2 separate regions of the Homo sapiens genome follow, and region 2 is linked to region 1. A link is an interaction called in ENCODE POLR2A ChIA-PET data of the cell type or tissue named here. Cell type or tissue: MCF 10A. All regions are shown on one strand. Links, peaks and the distances in the headings refer to the core of each region. The heading gives the core; the rest is flanking DNA.

What was found. ChIA-PET counts read pairs that join two places held together with the same protein. Peaks named below come from ENCODE experiments on the same cell type or tissue, not always from the same donor. Only the 100,000 strongest peaks of a DNase experiment are listed, where the experiment ranks them.
Region 2: POLR2A ChIA-PET joins it to region 1 with 12 read pairs; 25 of 35 experiments call an interaction of 5 or more read pairs at or near these places.

What each region holds. Positions count from the first base shown.
Region 1 is chr1:145,924,405-145,934,488 of GRCh38, forward strand. RBM8A (RNA binding motif protein 8A) reads right to left here and starts at 3,080. Exons shown (of 6, transcript NM_005105.5): 1 at 2,956-3,080; 2 at 2,614-2,673; 3 at 2,405-2,482; 4 at 2,078-2,214; 5 at 1,637-1,773; 6 at 1-1,523. The coding sequence starts at 3,022. The coding sequence ends at 1,478. LIX1L-AS1 (LIX1L antisense RNA 1) reads left to right here and starts at 2,427. Exons shown (of 3, transcript NR_147182.1): 1 at 2,427-2,542; 2 at 2,660-3,065. It overlaps LIX1L (limb and CNS expressed 1 like), which reads right to left. Exons shown (of 6, transcript NM_153713.3): 6 at 9,019-10,084. It also overlaps the pseudogene GNRHR2. RefSeq lists enhancers at 2,016-3,215, 2,155-3,094, 2,897-2,946, 3,187-3,336. In MCF 10A, for the core only: a CTCF peak has its summit at 2,826 (motif pointing right); DNase peaks (open chromatin) are centred at 2,807 and 3,147.
Region 2 is chr1:145,974,369-145,984,473 of GRCh38, forward strand. It overlaps POLR3GL (RNA polymerase III subunit GL), which reads left to right. Exons shown (of 8, transcript NM_032305.3): 2 at 457-623; 3 at 939-1,068; 4 at 2,716-2,784; 5 at 3,115-3,171; 6 at 3,410-3,483; 7 at 3,615-3,728; 8 at 3,993-4,480. The coding sequence starts at 498. The coding sequence ends at 4,079. Among named protein-coding and RNA genes, the nearest start is that of POLR3GL, 15 kb to the left of the region's middle. RefSeq lists enhancers at 1,704-2,203, 3,064-3,153, 4,134-4,899, 4,507-5,706, 4,868-4,917 and 4 more. In MCF 10A, for the core only: CTCF peaks have their summits at 3,324 (motif pointing right) and 4,709; DNase peaks (open chromatin) are centred at 3,323, 5,213 and 5,943.

The DNA of each region.
Region 1 (10,084 bases), core at 1-8,000:
ACCTGTTGCCTCTAGCATCATTTATTTATCTACCTACCTAATAGCTATCTACCAGTCACTAAACCATGGTGAGATTCTAACCATGTCTAGCACCTGATGCTAGAGATAATTTTGTTGAATCCCTTCAATTATAAACAGCTGAGTTAGCTGGACAAGGACTAGGGAGGCAATCAGTATTATTTATTCTTGAACACCATCAAGTCTAGACTTGGTGGCTTCATATTTCTATCATAATCCCTGGGGGTAAGAAATCATATAGTCCCAGGTTGGGAAGGGGAAAACGGTTTGCAACATTCTCCTCCTTGTAGGAGGCGAGCTCTGTCTCACTAGCTATGCCCCTCCATCAATTCACCCTATACTCAGATCAGAAGCTGAGTGTCTGAATTACAGTATATTTTCTAAATTCCTAGCCCCTGCTGGTGAATTTGCCCTCCCCCGCTCCTTTGACAATTGTCCCCGTGTTCGTCTCCGGGCCCTGAGACTGGCCCTGCTTATCTTGCTGACCTTCATCCTCTGCTGGACACCTTATTACCTACTGGGTATGTGGTACTGGTTCTCCCCCACCATGCTAACTGAAGTCCCTCCCAGCCTGAGCCACATCCTTTTCCTCTTGGGCCTCCTCAATGCTCCTTTGGATCCTCTCCTCTATGGGGCCTTCACCCTTGGCTGCCGAAGAGGGCACCAAGAACTTAGTATAGACTCTTCTAAAGAAGGGTCTGGGAGAATGCTCCAAGAGGAGATTCATGCCTTTAGACAGCTGGAAGTACAAAAAACTGTGACATCAAGAAGGGCAGGAGAAACAAAAGGCATTTCTATAACATCTATCTGATCCTAACAGAGTATGTAGGAACAGAATAGTAAGTCTTTAGTGCCATAAGATCTTAACATCTCACTTCTACTCCTGCTCTCCTAGTTCCCCCCAAAAAAGAAATACTGACCAGTGTCTCTACTTTAAACCCTACCTGAAACTTGAGACTATGTCTAATATAGAAACTCACATAACTAGCCCAGGTAACACAGCAAGACCCCATCTCTACAAAAATATTAAAAATTTAGCTGGGCATGGTGGCATGTGCCTGTAATCCCAACTACTAGGGACAGTGAGGCAGAAGGATGGCTTGAGCCCAAGAGTTTGAAGCTGCAGTGAGCTATGATCAGCTGCAATCCACCCTGGGTAACACAGCAAGACTCTATCTCAAAAAAAAGAAAAAAAAGAAATACATAGAGTTCAGTCCCTAGAAGTATCTTCACAATGATCCATACAGCCTTGCTATGCTTTAGAACTTTCAATTTTAGGACAGGAAAGTAACATTAAATGTAGAAAACAAAAATGGAACATTTATTCGCAACTCAAATACTACGCATATACGGTAAGAGATTAAATATAAACACAGCAAGTTCCACCCCAGTCCTATTTGTCCAAGGCTGCATGGTCAAATGGAATCTTGAAGAGAACACCTGGACAACAGAGGACCTGTCAGCGACGTCTCCGGTCTGGACTTCTGCTGCGTCTTCGGCCACCTCTAGGGAAAAAGAAGCAGGGAGAGGAGTCCATTAGAGGGACATAATACTAAGTCCTCATTCTGTTTCGTTCGTATTCCCTTCACCCAGACAGTATTTGCCCTCTTCATTTTACCTCCTCTTGCCTTTTGGTGGACCCCGAACAAAACACCAGTCAACGCTGATGGGCTGTCCCATCAAATCCTGGCCATTGAGTCCCTCCATAGCAGCCTGGGCTTCCTTGTATGTTTCATATTCAACTAGAGTATACCCCTGGGGAAAGTGAAAAGACAGATATGAAAACCCTCCTATTTCCCCAAGTATCACTGAGTATCTTTTTCCTCAAATCTAAACTCAGAAAAATCTACACACTTTAAACAATGAATGTACATCATATATCTCTACTGTATATATACATCATCTCCGTTTCTGTCTCTTTGGCGTGTCTGACAAAACATAGATTTCCAATGTCATTTTATTTCAACTTTGCTCTTGGCCAACCACAGCAAACACAGAACTACGAATGCTACCTAAGGCTTATGAAAGAAAGGAGGCAATAAAGTGTCACTTAGGATACCTTCAGATATCCTGTTCGCCTGTCGAGGTTGAGATGAATGTTTTTAATTTCCCCATATTCTGCGAATTTGTCGTGTATGTCTTCTTCGGTGGCTTCCTCATGGACTCCAGTTACAAAGAGAATCCAGCCTTCAACAGCTGTTGGGGGACGGGGGGAAGTTGTATGAGTACATGAGAGACACTTTAAGCAGGCTCACAGGAATAGAGTGAGTGCGGACTCAGATTGTTTAAGCTATCTCTGAACCCATTCCTACTGCGTTTAACTATTTTATTGGTTTCTAACTACTACCACAGACACGGATACCTCACAGGTTCCATTATTACTCACAGCGTTGTGGTCCGGGTTCATCGCCATCCTGCTCCACGCTGTCATAATCCTCACGCATCCGCGCTCGGGACCCCTCTTCTATAAGGGACATACACGAGATCACCGAAAACTCCTCCTTTCTCCCATTGTTCCTATGAGGTGGGTGGGGACTCCAAAACCCGTAGCTCCTGCCCTACTAGGCCACTCTACCCCATTTTCCCCACACTCACCGGAGCCAAAGCCGCGACCCTTCCGTTTCTTCGCTTTTTCTTTCAGTTTGTGAATGCTCTCTGGAACCCCAGAAGATAAAAGAATAAGTAACTATGACAGTCATTTGTAACAATCGTCTCTTTCCCAATACACTACCAGCAAGCCGACCCACACCGCCTCCAGTCTTAGTGCCTTCCCGGTCACGCCCTCCCTTCTCCTGAAGGGGGCGGAATCTCTAATCCACCCAAGACCCGGTTCCTCGATTCCCATCCTTACGACCGAGGAAAAAAGAGTAAATTTTCCTATTATAGCCTTCTCTCGCACCTTCCCCGCTTCCCACCAGCCGTCTCCACTGTCCTCACCGTCCCCATCCTCATCCATGGCGAAATCTTCGCCCCCAGCCTCGTGAAGATCTAGCACGTCCGCCATCTCGCCTTCGATCGAGATCTCGTCTGTGCCGCTCAGACACTAGGTACCTCGGGAAACTGTCGCAGAGGGGAAAGGTCGCCAGTCAAGCTGACCAATCAAAGGCTAACTCTAAATCCCTCCCTCTGCACGGTAAAAACACGCAAATTGGGGCGGGCCTAGTGCGGAAAGATACCGGAAGTGTTTCTGTGGCCATCTTGAACAGATCGCAAGCTAAATCATCCATCTTAGGAGGTACAGACTACAGGGGGCCGTGGCTTCCTCTTAACCGCGGCAGCTGCTGATAAATACTGTACTATTAACAGTGAGGCCCGGCGTAATTTCCTTATTAGAGGGCTTCTTTACGTCTCTTCATCCCAAACTGGGAAATGGTAATTGAAGAAACCCTTTTCTTTCAAAAATCCCAGGCCTGTACCCTGTCTTTAGGCAGCGTGGTGTATGATAGGAGCGTTTTTAAAAAATAGTTTGATCAGCAGTGAGGGCATAAAGAGCTGCTTCTGGAACCTGCAGCACCAAATTTCTCTTCAGGAAACTAACAGACTTGGTTGCAATACGGTTGGTGAGACAGATATCAATTTTTTTTTTAAATATAAAACTCCCTGCCTGTAATCCCAGCTACTAGGGAGGCTGAGGCAGGAGAATCGCTTGAACCCGAGAAACGGAAGCTGATTAGCTGGGCGTGGTGGAGTGCACCTGTAATCCCAGCTACCTAGGAGGCTGAGGCAGGAGAATCAGTTGAACCCGGGAGACGGAGGTTGCAGCGAGCCGAGATCTTGCCACTGCACTCCAGTCTGGGGGACAAGAGCGAGACTCTGTCTCAAAAAAAAAAAAAAAAAGTGAATAAGAGTAAAACGAAAAATAAAATTTAAAAAGCGATTAGGAGACACTAATTCATTCTCCACAGTAGGTACTGTGATCATTTTAAAAATCAGTTGGTTACATACCTACTAAAAATCCTTGTTGTTGTTGTTTTGAGACGTAGTCTCGCTCTATCACCCAGGCTAAGAGTGCAGTGGTGCAGTCTCGGCTCACTGCATCCTCTGCCTCCCGGGTTCAAGCAATTCTCCTGCCTCAAGCCTCCTGAGTACCTGGGACTACAGGCGCCCTCCAAGCCTCCTGAGTACCTGGGACTACAGGCGCCCCCCCCCACACACACACACACACCCGGCTAATTTTTGTATTTTTAGTAGAGACGGGATTTCACCATGTTGGCCAGGCTGGTCTTGAACTCCTGACCTCAAGTGATCCACCAGCCTCCACCTCCCAAAGTGCTGGGATTACAGGCGTGAGCCACTGCGCCCGGCCTAAAAACCCTTTTTGTTAGAGGGGTTTGGTTATACTACCCAGGCTGGCCTGAAACTCGCCTCCCAAGCATCTGGGACGACAGGGGTGTAACCATGCACCCGGCTCTTTCCTTGGCATTTTGCTGCACTTAGAATAAAAATTCAAACTCACAAAGCCTGCTCTGCCTGTGTTTTCAACCTGTTCAACCACCGTTCTTCTCCTTCACCCATGAAGCTCTCCTTGCTCTTTCGCCCAACTGTGGTGTGCTCTTTCTCATCCCAGGGCTTTTGCAACTTGGTTTGTTTTGTTTTTGAGACGGAGTCTCACTCTGTCACTCAGGCTGGAGTGCAGTGATGCGATCTTGGCTCACTGCAACCTCTGTCTCCTGGGTTCAAGGCTTCTCCTGCGCCAGCCTCCCGATTAGCTGGGACTACAGGCGTGCGGCACCACACCTAGCTAATTTTTGTATTTTTAGTGGAGACGGGGTTTCGCCATGTTGGCCAGGCTGGTTTCTAACTCCTGACTTCCGGTCATCCGCCCTTCTCGGCCTCCCAAAGTGTTTGGATTACAGGCATGAGCCACTGCTCCCCGCAGCTTTCTGTTCCTGGTGCTCTTCCTCTAGCTTTTCACATATTGGGTTCGACCTCATTTTTTTTTTTTTTTTTTTTTTTTTGAGATGGAGTATCGCTCTGTCACCCAGGCTGGAGTGCAGTGGCACGATCTCGGCCCACTGTAACCTCCACTTACTGGGTTCAAGCGATTCCTCTGCCTCAGCCTCCGGAGTAGCTGGGACTACAGGCACGTGCCACCACGCCCAGCTTTTTAAAATTTTTTTAGTAGAGACGGGGTTTCAGCATATTGGCCAGGCTAGTCTTGAACTCCGTACCTTGTGATCCACCCACCTCGGCCTCCCAAAGTGCTGGGATTACAGGCGTGAGCCACCGCGCCCGGCCGAGTTCGACCTCATTTTTAAGATCTCAATAGTACTGTCACCCAAAGGGGTCTTCTCTACCCTCCTGTCTTTAACTGTGTATTTCCTTCACAGAACTTAAATCAGAATCTTCTTTCATTCTTTTTTTTTTTTTAAGACAAGGTCTCACTCTGTCAACCAGGCTGAGTGCAGTGGTGCAATTATGGCTCACAGCAGCCAACCTCCCAGGCCCAAGTGATTCTCTTGCCTCAGCCTCCCGAATATCTGGGACTACAGGCACACGCCACTGCACACGGCTAATTTTTAAAAAATCTTTTGTAGAGACGGAGTCTTGCCATGTTGCTTAGGCCAGTCAGAATCTTTAATTACCTTGTTTACTTTCTAACTTGTTTATTGTCTGTTTTTCCCGTTAGAATGTAATCCTTATAGCAGAGATAGTTATTTACAACTAAAATCCCTGAAGTTTAGCCCAATGTCTGGCTCATGGTAGACATTTGGTAGATACTTATCGAATGAATGAATATTAGAATGGCAGGAAATTCTGTCTGCCCGATGCTATGTGACTGGAAAATAAAGCTGGAAATACAGTTTAGGGTCTGCTGTGCTAAGGATTTTGGAATTTATCCTATAGGCAAGAAATTTACCTACTTCAAATATTTGAGTATTCATGGTTTTTAATATTTGAAAATAGCCTCCATACTAGTTGTTGCTTATTATTTTTCCTTAAATAGACTGACTTTAAACATAAATTTACACTGAAAGGAAAATCAGTATTTTTCTACTACGAATTCAGATAAAAGCACAACTATTAAAAACTGTTTGCCCATCTATCATCTAAAATCATCTCAGGAACACATATAAAACTGGGAAATGGTAGGCCAGGCATGGTAGCTCATGCTTGTAAACCCAGCACTTTGGGAGGCCGAGGCAGGTGGATAGTTTGAGTTCAGGAGTTCAATACCAGCCTGGGCAACACAGCAAGATCCACCTCTACAAAAAATTTAAAAAGAATTACTTGGGTGTGGTGGTGTGTGCCTATAGACCTAGCTACTCTGGAGGTTGAGGTGGGAGGATTCCTTGAGCCTGGGAGGTGGAGGCTGCAGTGAGCCAAAATCACGCCACTGCATTCTGGCCTGCTCATTAGAGTGAGACCCTGTCTCAAAAAAAATAAAAAAAAACTTTGGGAAATGCTGCTAAAGGTAAAGATAGTTCAGTGATGGCTTAAGCAAGGGAGTGTCACAGTCATAAGTATTTTATAAAGAAATATGACAGTAGTATGGAGGATGTTAAGAATGGAGGTGAAGACCAGCTAGGAAGCTATTGTAGTGATCCAGTCTGGAGATGAGAAAGGACCAAACCTAAGCTCAGGCAGTAAATATGGACAAAACATATTAGGAGGTAGGCCAGGCGCAGTGGCTCACACCTGTAATCCCAGCACTTTGGGAGGTTGAGGCGGGCGGATCACCTGAGGTCGGGAGTTCGAGACCAGCCTGGCCAACATGGTAAAACCCCATCTCTATTAAAAATAAAAAAATTTGCCACGTGTGGTAGTGGGTGCCTGTAATCCCAGCTACTTGGGAGGCTGAGGCAGGAGAATCTCCTGAACCCAAGAGGCAGTGGATGCAGTGAGCTGATACTGCACCATTGTACTCCAGCCTGGGCAACAAGAGCAAAACTCTGTCTCAAAAACAACATATTTACATTATGGTAGAGGAGTTGAGGGTGGATCTGAGGTGTGTGGCTTAGGTAACAGTGTAGATAATAATTCTAATAATAGATCGGCGGGGCATGGTGGCTTACGCCTGTAATCCCAGCACTTTGGGAGGCCCAGGCAGGTGGATCACCTGAGGTCAGGAGTTCGAGACCAGCCTGGCCAACATGGTGAAACTCCATCTTTACTAAAAATACAAAAATTAGCTGGGCGTGGTGGCGGGCGCCTATAATCCCAGCTACTCAGAAGGCTGAGGCAGGAGAATCGCTTGAACCCAGGAGGCAGAGGTTGCAGTGAGCCGAGATCGCGCCATTTCACTCCAGCCTGGGGGACAAGAGCAAGACTTCGTCTCAAAAATAATAATAATAAGAATAATAATAATTCGAATAATCTAGAGAGTCAAAGAGGAATGAGTATGGAGAAATGTTTTTTATTTTCGATATGTTTCAAAGTGCTTTTGTCATATTCAGATGGCCGTGTCAAGTATGTGGAAAGTAAATGTAAAAGCTTAAAACAGGTTGGGGAGGAAGAAATAGATTTGAGAGTCATGTGTATAGTGGAGTTCAAGTCACCATAATGGGTGAGATTGCCAGTGGGAGTAGGTAGAGCTTGAGGAGAAAAGACCAAGGACAAACTCCAGGTTAAATATCTGCAGAAAGGGAGGCAGGCTGCCTTATGCAATCATTTCTACCACCCCAAAAATGCTAATAAAATTTTTTTTTTTTTTGAGATAGAGTCTCACCCTGATGTCCAGGCTGGAGTGCAATCACTCAGTCTCGGCTCACTGCAACCTCCACCTCCTGGGTTCAGGTAATTCTCCTGCCTCAGCCTCCCAAGTAGCTGGGATTACAGGCGCCCACCACCATGCCCAGCTAATTTTTAATTTTTTTTAGTAGAGATGGGGGTTTCACCATGGTGGCCAGGCTGGTCTCGAACTCCTGACCTCGTGATCCACCCGCCTCGGCCTCCCAAAGTGCTGGGATTACAGGCATGAGCCACCGCACCTGGCCTAAAAATTCTTCTTTAGTATATATGTAAAAGAACAGGGATGTTTTAGAGCTTCTTGTGGGGAAAAGAAAGGGAGACCAGATTGTTACTGTGTCTGTGTAGAAAGAAGTAGACATAGGAGGCTCCATTTTGTTCTGTACTAAGAAAAATTCTTCTGCATTGAGATGCTGTTAATCTGTAACACTACCCCCAACCCTGTGCTCCCTGAAACACGTGCTGTGTCAACTCAGGGTTAAATGGATTAAGGGCTGTGCAGGGTGTGCTTTGTTAAACAAATGCTTGAAGGTAGCATGCTTGTTAAGAGTCATCACCACTCCCTAATCTCAAACCACTTCCTAATCTCAAGTACCCAGAGACACAAACCACTGAGGAAGGCCGCAGGGATCTCTGCCTAGGAAAGCCAGGTATTGTCCAAGGTTTCTCCCCATGTGATAGCCTGAGATATGGCCTCGTGGGAAGGGAAAGACCTGACCGTCCCCCAGCCCGACACCCGTAAAGGGTCTGTGCTGAGGAGGATTAGTAAAAGAGGAAGTAACACCTCCTTGCGGTTGAGACAAGAGGAAGGCATCTGTCTCCTGCTCGTCCCTGGGCAATGGAATGTCTCGGTGTAAAACCTGATTGTATATTCCATCTACTGAGATAGGGGAAAGCCACCTTAGGGCTGGAGGTGGGACATGCGGGCAGCAATACTGCTCTTTAAGGCATTGAGATGTTTATGTGTATACATATCCAAAGCACAGCACTTAATTCTTTACCTTGTTTATGATGCAGAGACCTTTGTTCACGTGTTTACCTGCTGACCTTCTCTCCACTATTATCCTATGATCCTGCCACATCCCCCTCTCCGGGAAACGCCCAATAATGATCAATAAATACTAAGGGAACTCAGAGGCTGGCGTGGATCCTCCGTATACTGAACGCTGGTCAGCTGGGCCCAGTTTTCTTTCTCTATACTTTGTCTCTGTGTCTCTTGTTCCACCTAACGAGAAACGCCCACAGGTGTGGAGGGGCAACCCACCCCTTCACTTTTGTAATATATAGGTCTCAAGAAAGAGTCAGTCTGGCTCACTAGACAAAAATCTATTTTTAATTGTATAAAATTATACATATAAAATACATAGAATGTACTAAGAAGATGAGTAAAATCTTTGACACCAGAAGTGGACAGATCAGGAAACAATTTTTCTCAAGTTATTTGGGATCTTACTGGTTGGTATTTGAGAAAAATAATAAATCCAGGAGGTACGAGGGCAATTCTTCCCACAACTCACACCCCTTAATCCACACGTCCCAGAGAAAGGAGAAACAGGAGTGTTGATGAGTGCCAGCTTATAAATGTCAAACAGACACACCTGGTGTGTCTAGCTGTTTTTGCCTTTACTCCAACCCGACGTGTTTCATGGAATACAAACATGGGGCTTCTACCCCAGCTCTCTTCTGATTAGTAAGAAAAAAAAAATGATAGGGCCTGGAGAATTCAAGGAAGCCCGTTTCAAGCACTAATAAAATTGTAGCTGGATTCCTTACCTCTTACCCAACATGATTTCAAAAGCAAGAAAGTTGCCTTTCATCTTGCCCCTATCAAATCCAAAAGAGCCAATTATAGCCTGTTTCATAATCTATTTTTATTGTTGTTGTTACACTTGAACTTTCTGTTTGGAACCTAATCTATTTCTAAAAGCAAAGTCTGTATAATTGTTAAGTGGGAAGTCCAATTGCAGGAATACTAAATGTTCCAAGCTCAGTTTAGAAAGTACATGGGACAATAATATAGTATAAATAAGAGATCACAGAGACAAGGGGGAAATATATATTAGAGACCTCCAAAAAAATTCTCTGAAAGGAGAATACTTTAGCTGCTGTACTACAGGTTATTTCTCTCTTATGTCACCCAGGAGAGAAGTGGGGGAGAATGGTGTTAAAAACACAAATAGTGCCGGGCGCGGTGGCTCACGCCTGTAATCCCAGCACTTTGGGAGGCCGAGGCGGGCGGATCACGAAGTCAGGAAATCGAGACCATCCTGTCAAACACGGTGAAACCCCGTCTCTACTAAAAATACAAAAAAATTAGCCAGGCATGGTGGCGGGCGCCTGTAGTCCCAGCTACTAAGGAGGCTGAGGCAGGAGAGTG
Region 2 (10,105 bases), core at 1,412-9,411, 51 kb after region 1:
GGCTGGGCATAGTGGTTCATGCCTGTAATCCCAGCACTTTGGGAGGCTGAGGCAGGAGGATCTTGAGCCCAGGGGTTCGAGGCTAGAGTGAACTGTGATTGCACCATTGCACTCAAGCCTGGGTGACAGAGCATCTCTAAAAATAAAAATAAAGAAATGCAGATAGAGATAAACATCAAATTGTCTTAGGGATGTAGAGTTTTGTCCAAAGGTGTCAGCACTTTCTCCTTTGTGCTAAACTATATTGTAATTATCTGACCTGTTTGGGGGACCATGTCTCATTCATGTTTATATTTCCAGAAATTCTCTCTCTGACACTGTGCCTTCTCAGTCAAAATTTGTTGAATGACATTAACTTTTCATGTCCCAGAGATAAAAGATTGAATGTCTTGTACCTCCTTGGCTTCCTGTCCATTCTACTACATTTCTTTTTCTCTTTGTTTTTGTCTTTATTAGGTTTATTCACTGGATCTCTGAATACCCAGGCCCCCTCCACCATGGCCAGCCGGGGTGGGGGCCGGGGTCGTGGCCGGGGCCAGTTGACCTTCAACGTGGAGGCCGTGGGCATTGGGAAAGGGGATGCTTTGCCCCCACCCACCCTGCAGCCTTCTCCACTCTTCCCTGTGAGTCTCTCCACTCCCTTCCCAGACTCTCATGTGCCCCTGGCTGACTGTACATGATTCTGAATTCCTCCTGGACCATCATAAAACCATCCTCGCTTTGGCCCTCTCTCTATACTCCCAATGCACAGGGATGTTTTGCAGGCAAAGAAGTGTCCACCTTTACTTCTCCCCAGCTTTCAAAATAATATGTTACTCCCTCGATTGTCATTTGGCCCTCTGCTCAGTGGGAGTGTTAGACTAAATTGGGAGGAGGGGTCTTCCTAAATTTGTACTAGCATTTTCTCCCTGAACTGACCACTGCCCCTGCCTCTTTAGCCCTTGGAGTTCCGCCCAGTACCTTTGCCCTCAGGCGAGGAAGGGGAATATGTCCTGGCACTGAAGCAAGAGCTACGAGGAGCCATGAGGCAGCTCCCCTACTTCATCCGGCCAGCTGTCCCCAAGAGAGGTCAGTTGGAATGCTAGCATCATATTCTGAGTGCCTTCCATGGGGAGTGCCCTGTGCTCAGCACCACTGGGGGCCAGAGGGGCACAGGAAGCATACTATCTAACTGGGGAGATCATAATAGTTACCCCTGTATCTGAAATGCATTATAGTATTCATGGTTTGTTTTGAGTCTCATGATAGTCTTGGGACAGCAGGAGGTTAAATATTAAAATCCCATTTCACGTGTATAAGTAGGGGGATGTATTTTCTAAAAAATTATATATTTTTTATTTTTTTGTAAAATAGAGATAGGGTGTCCTTATGTTGTCCAGGCTGGTCTTGAACTTCTGGGCTCAAGAGATTCTCCTGCCTTGGCCTCCCAAAGTGCTGGGATTACAGGCATGAGCCACTGCGCCCAGCAAAATTTTTAACAATCTGGATATTATAAGCACCAACCAACAAGAGAATACTGAAATCCTGGTTTCTTATTCCCTAGCATACTTTCCACTGCACCACGCTATTTCTTAATACAGCCATGCCTTTGAACTAAGGGACAGAAAAAAAAAAAATCATCATGGCCGGGTGCGGTGGCTTACGCCTGTAATGGCCAGCACTTTGGGAGGCTGACATGGGTGGATCACTTGAGGCCAGGAGTTTGAGGCCAGCCTAGCCAATACGGTGAAACCCTGTCTCTACTAAAAATATAAAAATTAGCCAGGCACAGTGGTGTGTGCCTGTGGTCTCAGCTACTCGGGAGGCTGAGGCTGAGGCTGAGGCATGAGAATCGCTTGAACCTGGGAGGTGGAGGTTGCAGTGAGCTGAGATCTTGCCACTGCACTCTAGCCTGGGTGACACAGCAAACCTCTGTCTCAAAAAAAAAAGGCCAGGTGTGGTGGCTCACACCTAGAATCCCAGCACTTTGGGAGGCTGAGGTGGGCAGATCACGAGGTCAGGAGTTCAAGACCAGCTTGGCCAACATAGTGAAACCCCGTCTCTACAAAAAATACAAAAAAATTAGCCAGGCCTGGTGGCAGATGCCTCTAATCCCAGCTGCTTGGGAGGCTGAGGCAAGAATTGCTTGAACTTGGGAGGCGGAGGTTGCAGTGGGCTGAGATCACGCCACTGCACTCCAGCCCAGGCGACAGTGCGAGATTCTGTCTGAAAAAAAAAAATCGTAATTTTGGGTGGAAAAGGAACAGGTTAGAAGAGTGATAAGGGGCCGGGCGCAGTAATTCACGCCTGTAATCCCAGCACTTTGGGAGGCCGAGGTAGGTGGATCACGAGGTCAGGAGATTGAGACCATCCTGGCCAACATGGTGAAACCCCGTCTCTACTAAAAATACAAAAATTAGCTAGGCGTGGTGGTGTGTGCCTGTAGTCCCAGCTACTCAGGAGACTGAGGCAGGAGAATCGCTTGAACCTGGGAGGTGGAGGTTGCAGTAAGCTGAGATTGTACCACTGCACTCCAGCCTGAGGGACAGAGCGAGACTCTGTCTCAAAAAAAAAAAAAAAAAAAGTAGATAAGGTCCTCACTGAAGCTGACCCCCTGGGCTCTGGGTTTGGGGTAAGGAAACAGATAATTCCTCAGTATTGAGAGGGCTGGACTCTCAGGAACAGTCCTGTTCTGGGTCTCTGAAGGGATAAAACTTTGACCCTTCCACCCCTCAGATGTGGAGCGTTATTCAGACAAATATCAGATGTCAGGTCCGATTGACAATGCCATCGATTGGAACCCTGGTAGGTGATGGGCCCTTTCATTGACTGCCCTTCTTTCAAATGCATGGGATGCTTCAAGCTATTCCCACCACGCCCATGACCCCACCCCATTCCCCGATCCAGCATCTGCAAGCTAGAGCCTTAGTTATGGTCCAACACATTCTCAGATTCTACCTGAAAAAGCTATTAAATAGTTCCCACTACTCAGGAGATATCCAAGCCACTGAACAACTTTGGCCCAGCCCCTTCCTTCCTCTCCTTTAAAACCCTCACCCCCCTTTAAAACCAGTCAGTATTCACTGGAGACCCCAGGCAGGGTCCTATTGACATTTACGTTCCCACTATTCCCAGATTGGCGGCGTCTACCCCGGGAGCTAAAGATCCGAGTGCGGAAGCTACAGAAGGAACGTGAGTGTATCTGGAAAAAAGGAGGGAGAAGAGAGGTTTCCTTCATCAGCCTGAGGGCCGAGGCTGCTGCTGGTCTCACCTTCCATCCCAGTTCCTATACCCAATCTACCAAGTGTTGTTGCTAGATGTCATAGTGGCCACATGAGGGCAGCAGAGTGACATGTTCTTTGCATGAGGATGGGCTATAAAGCTGGCAAAATTTGCTCTCTGAAGGTTTACCTTTTGATCCCTCCACCAGGGATTACAATTCTGCTCCCCAAGAGGCCCCCTAAGACCACAGAAGATAAGGAGGAAACAATACAGAAACTAGAGGTGAGGAGGAAGTGTGCATAGAGACCTCCTGAGCCCTGGATCCATTCCCTCTCTCTTGGCCCATGTGTGCCTCAATTTTTCCCTTCTGTGAACTGAACCTGAGTTTCTATTCCTATTCATCCCCACATGAGACCCTGGAGAAGAAGGAAGAAGAAGTAACTTCAGAGGAGGATGAGGAGAAAGAAGAAGAAGAAGAGAAGGAAGAGGAGGAAGAAGAAGAGTATGATGAAGAAGAACATGAAGAGGTGAAGGGGACTCCTTCCACCTTAGTCCCCCTCCCTTTACCCTCTTTATACTAGGGTTGCTCTCCTCAGAGGGTTGGCATGCCAACAGAGATAGTGCCCCCCAGGGTAGGGGCTTCTCTCTACTTCATCTGCCCCCCTTCTACAAACTACAGCTGGAAGAGATGTCTCAGGCCTGGAATGGTGTGACTGAGAGGAAAGGGGTCTGGTACACAGGAAGGAAGGTGAATGCCAAATTGACTTTTACTTTTTTTTTTTCCATTTCAGGAAACTGATTACATCATGTCATATTTTGACAATGGAGAGGACTTTGGTGGTGACAGTGATGACAATATGGACGAGGCTATATACTGAAGAAGGACTCTGGACCCTCGTGTCTTTCTTTAGGATACAGAGAGTAACTGTACCTATTATTTGTTTCTTCAGACAAGCAAATCATTTGGTCAGAGTTCATATAATCTGTCTGTTCCCTGGAGATGGGAATAGAGGATGATGACAGTTTATTTTCTACACTTCCCCTCCTTCCACATTTGTATCACCTTTGCTATCTTGGGGAAAGTGCAAAGGACAAACATCTCAATTGTATGAAGGGAGAAAGGAGAATTGAAAGAAGAACTGGGGTTGTTAGAGCTGAGATGACTGTACACATACCCCTGCCCAATTTATATAGCTCTTTGTGGAGATAATTAGGGGTGGGAGCAGTTTGAAGGAGTAAGCCTGGTTTTATACTTTTAAATAAAGTGTTTTTATCTGTCTCTCTGTTGTGGGTGAGGCCTGGTGACAGAGGGCTGGAGGAATGAAGGAAATGCTTAACTAAGCCGGGTCTGGTGTGACACACTGGAGGGTTACAGCCCTACAGCCCGCTTGTCCTTTGTCCCTTCCCTTCTACCCCCATGGTGGGACACATATTCACAATCGAGCCCAGCCAAGGAATATTCAAGGCCTCATCTGTAGGGCAATGCAAAGTAAATTGTAGAGAACAGCCTACGCCCCCTGCAGTACAGCTGACTTCTGAGCCTCTGGTCCTCAGGCCACAAGGACATGATTGTGTCTGTTCACACATGTTCACAAGGACATAGGTCCTGTCTTTCCCACACTTGACCTTGATCTTGTCCTTATTTACAAAAAATGATTACAGCTATTTTTGTGGGGAAAGGCAAGAAAACCAGGTATGAGGAGGGAGGAGGAGCTGACTTATTCACCATACTCCCTCCTCTTCCAGACTCTGGAGATGCCACTTTGAAAGGTATGTCTGTGCAGAGCAAGTCCCCCTAAATATCCTGTTCTCCAGTTACAGAAACCAGTGTGTGGCTGAGTTGCAGTTTCTCTTTTGGTTCTTCCCTTTGTGGAATTTAGTTAGCCTTTCTCACTCCCTTTCTTTGGGGGAAGGGAGGTAGGCGGTGTGGTGTTGTTTTACAGGAAGTAAGGAGGGTGGGGAGGAAGGGAGTGACTTAGGGACACTCACAGATCTGAGAGATGCTTTCTCGCCCACAGAGCTCTCCCTTGGGTGAGGTCACTTTCCGAGGCTCTGATTGGCTTCTGAGGAAGCCTTAGATAAGCTGATTGGTTCCAGCCACTTGACATGCAACAGTCACGGGCAAGCTGCGTGTCCAGAATAGGAACTGAATAAGAAGGCATGCTATCATAGCAACCCTGCTGAGCATTTGAAAGCCGTAAGATGGGGTATAGAAGAACCTTCAAAAAATTCCCCAACTGCATTCAGGCAGGCCGACTGAATTCCCTACAGCATCAAGTGATAGAGACTGTCAATCTAAGGTTGAATATGTCTGACCCCATTGTAAAGAATGAAGAAAGACTGTGACTCCATTGAGGGAAAGCACCTTAAAAGCCTAGTTTGGGTGTGTTAGTTAGTGTTTACATAGAAGCAATGGCAGGTGCCATGGCTCAAGCCTGTAATCCCAGAAGTTTGGAAGACTGAGGCAAGAGGATTGCTTGAAGCCAGGAGTTTGAGACCAGTCTAGGCAACAAAGCGAGTCCCTGTCTCTACAACAAAAATATTTTAAAATATTTCAAATAGCTGAGCGTGGTGGCACTCCCTAGTAGTCCCAGCTACTAGGGAGGCTAAGGCAGGAGGATCCCTAGAGCCCTGGAGTTTGAGGCTGCGGTGAGCTATATGATTGCACCACCAGCCTGGGCAACAAAGCAAGAACCCGCCTCTAAGAAAAGAAGAAAAGAGTAGAAGCAGTGAAGGAAACAGGAATAGAAACAGAACATTCTAGAGTCATTGAGCAATTTATGATGATTGATGTGTTTTTTTTTTAGTCCTCCTGAGGTGTTGTGTTGAGTGGCAGGAAGGAAATAGGGGACCTGTAACGGGTTTCCCATAGCTGTACTTCAGCCTGTGATTATAGCTAGGGAGAGATCAGCAAAAACAAAAGTAAAAGCTATTGAAAATTTTCCTTTTGCATTGTTCCCTACATACACACACCAAGTCCTAACCTGGTCAACTATATGTGTCTGTGTTGGGAGCATAGCCACCCCATAAAGCCCACAATGTCAGCCTGGGAACTTAAAAGAGTGGGAACAAAGAAGATTCTGGAAAAGCAGCACACATCCTATGCACACACATCCTTTTCCCATGAAACTGGGGAAATGAGGACAAAGGTTGGAGTGACCACTTGAGATCAGTTGTATTACTTCAAAGTGTCAGGAAGATCAGACTATTCTTGGACTCTGCCCTGTCTGCAGGTGACCTTGCTGGACAAAGCCAGGGACACAGGACCCAGCAGCTTTCCCAGATTCTGAAGTGGTTCCAGGCATGAGCTAGACTTGTTTCCATCAACCTTTCCCCTACTTTCCATAGGTACTATCAGGCAGGCCTGAAGCCCAAGACCTAGTAAACAGGGTCACGGCTCCTATTCACTTTGGAAGAACCCCTGAGAGGTTAGGGCTTGAGGCCATACTTGCAAACTTTTTTTGTTTTGTCTTGTTTTGTTTTTTGAAATGGAGTCTCACTCTGTTGCCCAGGCTGGAGTGCAGTGGCACGATCTCAGCTCACTGCAACCTCTGCCTCCTGGATTCAAGTGATTCTGCTGCCCCAGCCTCCTGAGTAGCTGAGATTACAGGCGCACGCCACCATGCCCAGCTAATTTTTATATTTTTAGCAGAGACGGGGTTTCACCATGTTGGTCAGGCTGGTTCGAACTCCTGACCTTGTGATCTGCCTGCCTTGGCCTCCCAAAGTGCTGGGATTACAGGCGTGAGCCACCGTGCCCAGCGCCTGCTTGCAAACATTTACAGAGGACTTACACAGTGCTGCTCAGCCCAGTACTACTCGCCTGATAGGGCTTATGTTGAACAGATTGCTGCCATGTCCACAGCCTGGGCTGCACTGGCCCCAGGCAGGGTAGGTTCTCTGTCAAGAATCCTATCCTGGGCATGGTGGCTCCCACCTGTAATCCCACAGCTTTTGGAGGCTGAGGTGGGAGGTTGCTTGAGGCGAGTAGTTCAAGACCAGCTTGGGGCAACATAGTCTTCCCTAAGTCTGCCTCTACAAAAAAAAAAGGGAAAGAGTCCTATTTTTCTCTATGCTATGTTCCATCCCTAGCCTCATGATTTTTCTCCCATCTCAGGTGGGCAGTTTAAGAGGGGTCTGCAGACAGCCTCAGTGACTCAAGTGGTTTGAGGGAGGCTAAATGGCAGACCTGGAAGCAACATGTAGTTTAGATTGGGAGTGGAGACCAAAGAAAATTGGAGGGTCAGATGAATAAGGTAATTGGGCACCTATAATTTGGTAAGGAACAGACAGTTCTTTTCCTCAATTCACTTTTTTTAAGAGACAGTGTTTCACACTATTTTGTGGTCCTAGTTTCACCACTCCATAGCTTCGTGCCCTTCAGAAAGTCATGTATGTCTCCACTCCTCAGTATTCCTCATGTGTGAAATATAAATTTGGACTAGATGTGTCCACTGGGAGCCCTTCTAGCTCTCACATAGTAGGGCTTATGCTGATCCATCTGTAAGAATTCAAATGGGCCTGAGAACAAAGGCAGGATGTGCCTAGCTTTGGCTGAACACATTCCATTCGCTGGATTTCCCCACTTTATTTTCAGCCTAGGCAGACTAAAGATACCTCAGGCATCTGGCCAGTCGTTTCCAAGAACCTGCTTCAGCTTGGGTAGCAAGAAGATCAACAATTCCATCAACTAGCAAGAAAGGGACACCACCTACAGCAGAGTTCAAGGTCACAATCTGCAAGCCAGGACTCAAATCAAACAGGCCACCAGTAGATTTCTGACTGAAGAAGGGGCTGGTGGGCATGTCCTCTTCATCTCCCCTCGTATGTCATGTCCAGCCAGAGGATGGAGAAGAGAAATGAGCTCAACGAGAATAGCTCCACTAACTAATCTGGCCAAACCAGTAGTGACCTCTTCTCCACTGACCTTTCCCCTTCTGGGGCTCACATTTCCTCAAGGTCATTTGGGACCACAAAACTGGAAATAAGTTCCAGTTTCCTGCTATCACCTCAGAAAGGCCTTTGGCTCATCTCCAATAGACTTTAATTTGCCTCTTTGTATCTAGGAAAGAAGGGAGGTCCCCCTCATAACCTTAATGGGGGTCAGTGGGAAGACAATGATCCAGCTTAACTGCGGGACCGTAATGGCTAGGTGCTCTCACCTTGGGAATCCAAGATGTCAAGATGCTGGGGAAGGAATCCAGAGATTCCTTAGGCCTGATCCCAACCAATGCAGGAAGGGGCTAGGTCCCCACGACCTCAGAGTCTGGGATTATTCTCCATTCTCAAACCTCTCCTCCTCCCAGGATCCTCAGCTTTGGGCTGTGCTCCCAGCCCTTTCCTGAATAGTTCCCATCCTTGTGATTCCACATTGATCCTGGTTTACAGTAGAGAAAGGGGGAAAATATCCAAATCCTGTCTCTGATATTCTTTGGTACACTCAGGGCAGTGCTGATAATATTAGATTAGGAGGGAGGGAGTTAGACCTATTTTTGTCTTACCAAAAGGGGTAGGTGGAAGAAACTCACCTAAGTTAGGGATGTGGATTTGAGGTATTTCCTGTCTTGGAGAGAATAGGTAGAGTCCCATTTGGACAGGGAAAGAAGCCCTGGTACTCATCCTCCTTAGGCTCTGGTATGACCAGAGATGTAGCCATTTTGGAGAAGAAATTCCCTCTTCAAAGGAGGACAATTTAATGCTTGTACCTCATTTTTCTTAGGCAGAGTGATAAGAGGAAGTGACACAAAATGGGCTCAGTGGGAGAAAGGGCAAATGCTGATCAGCCCTTTTCTAAGTCTTCCATTTCCTTTCCAAGCCTCTTTCCTGGCACACCTAGACAATCTTTCTCATCTGACCATACTTGGCTGCTCTGGATCCCTCACCTCTCCCTTACTTGGCTTGGCTCCTGTTTTGGGTCTTGCTTTCTACCCTGAGCCGCCACACTAACACCTGTCCAGAGATATCAGGGATGTTTATACACTTCTCAGTGGCTGGACTGGGCCAGGCCTGGAGGGTTGGCTGAGGACCAGACAGAAAGCTTGTCACTCAGACTCATTCTTGTTGTTTTTCAAATTCTTTTCCTCTTTTTGACTCTTTCTCTGTGTCTTTTCTCCATGTCTCTCTTTACCTCATGCCTTTATACAGTGCTGTTTAAATTGGATTATTCCTAGGGTGATATGGTGAAGACTATTTGGAGCCACAGAATACACATGGCACATCTTCCAGAGTGTTAATTTTACTTTTAAGATTTGGTGGGGGAAGATAAATCATTTTTATGCTAAAACCAACACAAATATATTATGCAGTGTAAATCAAAATTTGCATTTTTTAAAGAAAATAGGTACTTCAAAGACATTTCTGGGTTATGACAGGCTACTTTAGACTGCTTTGGGAGTCCTGGGGGAAAATGGTTCACTCTCTTGTATCTTAGGGGTCCTGCAGAAGAAATATTTGAGAAGCTCTACTTAGAGCAGAGGTAACAAACTAAGACAAACCTAAACACTAAACAGGAGTCAGGCAGATATAAAAGATCGAAGCATGTGAGTGTAATGCAATAGGGAGTGGTGAGAACTGGCAAACCAGAGCCTGTCTAGCCCCTTCAGCTCCAGCTGATTAATGCCATGAAAGAATGTGACTCAGTGTTACCAAATATGATTGCTTTTTAAGAGACACCAGAACGGTAGATGTTAGTGAAATCTGATTTTTAAATGTTTACAACCGATTCAAATGTTTAGGAAAGGAAATACAGGTTTATTTATTTATTTATTTATTTTTAATTTTTTTTGAGACAGAGTTTCACTCTTGTTGCACAGGCTGGAGTGCAATGGTGCGATCTCGGCTAACTGCAACCTCCGCCTCCCAAGTTCAAGCAATTCCCCTGCCTCCGCCTCCTGACTAGCTGGGA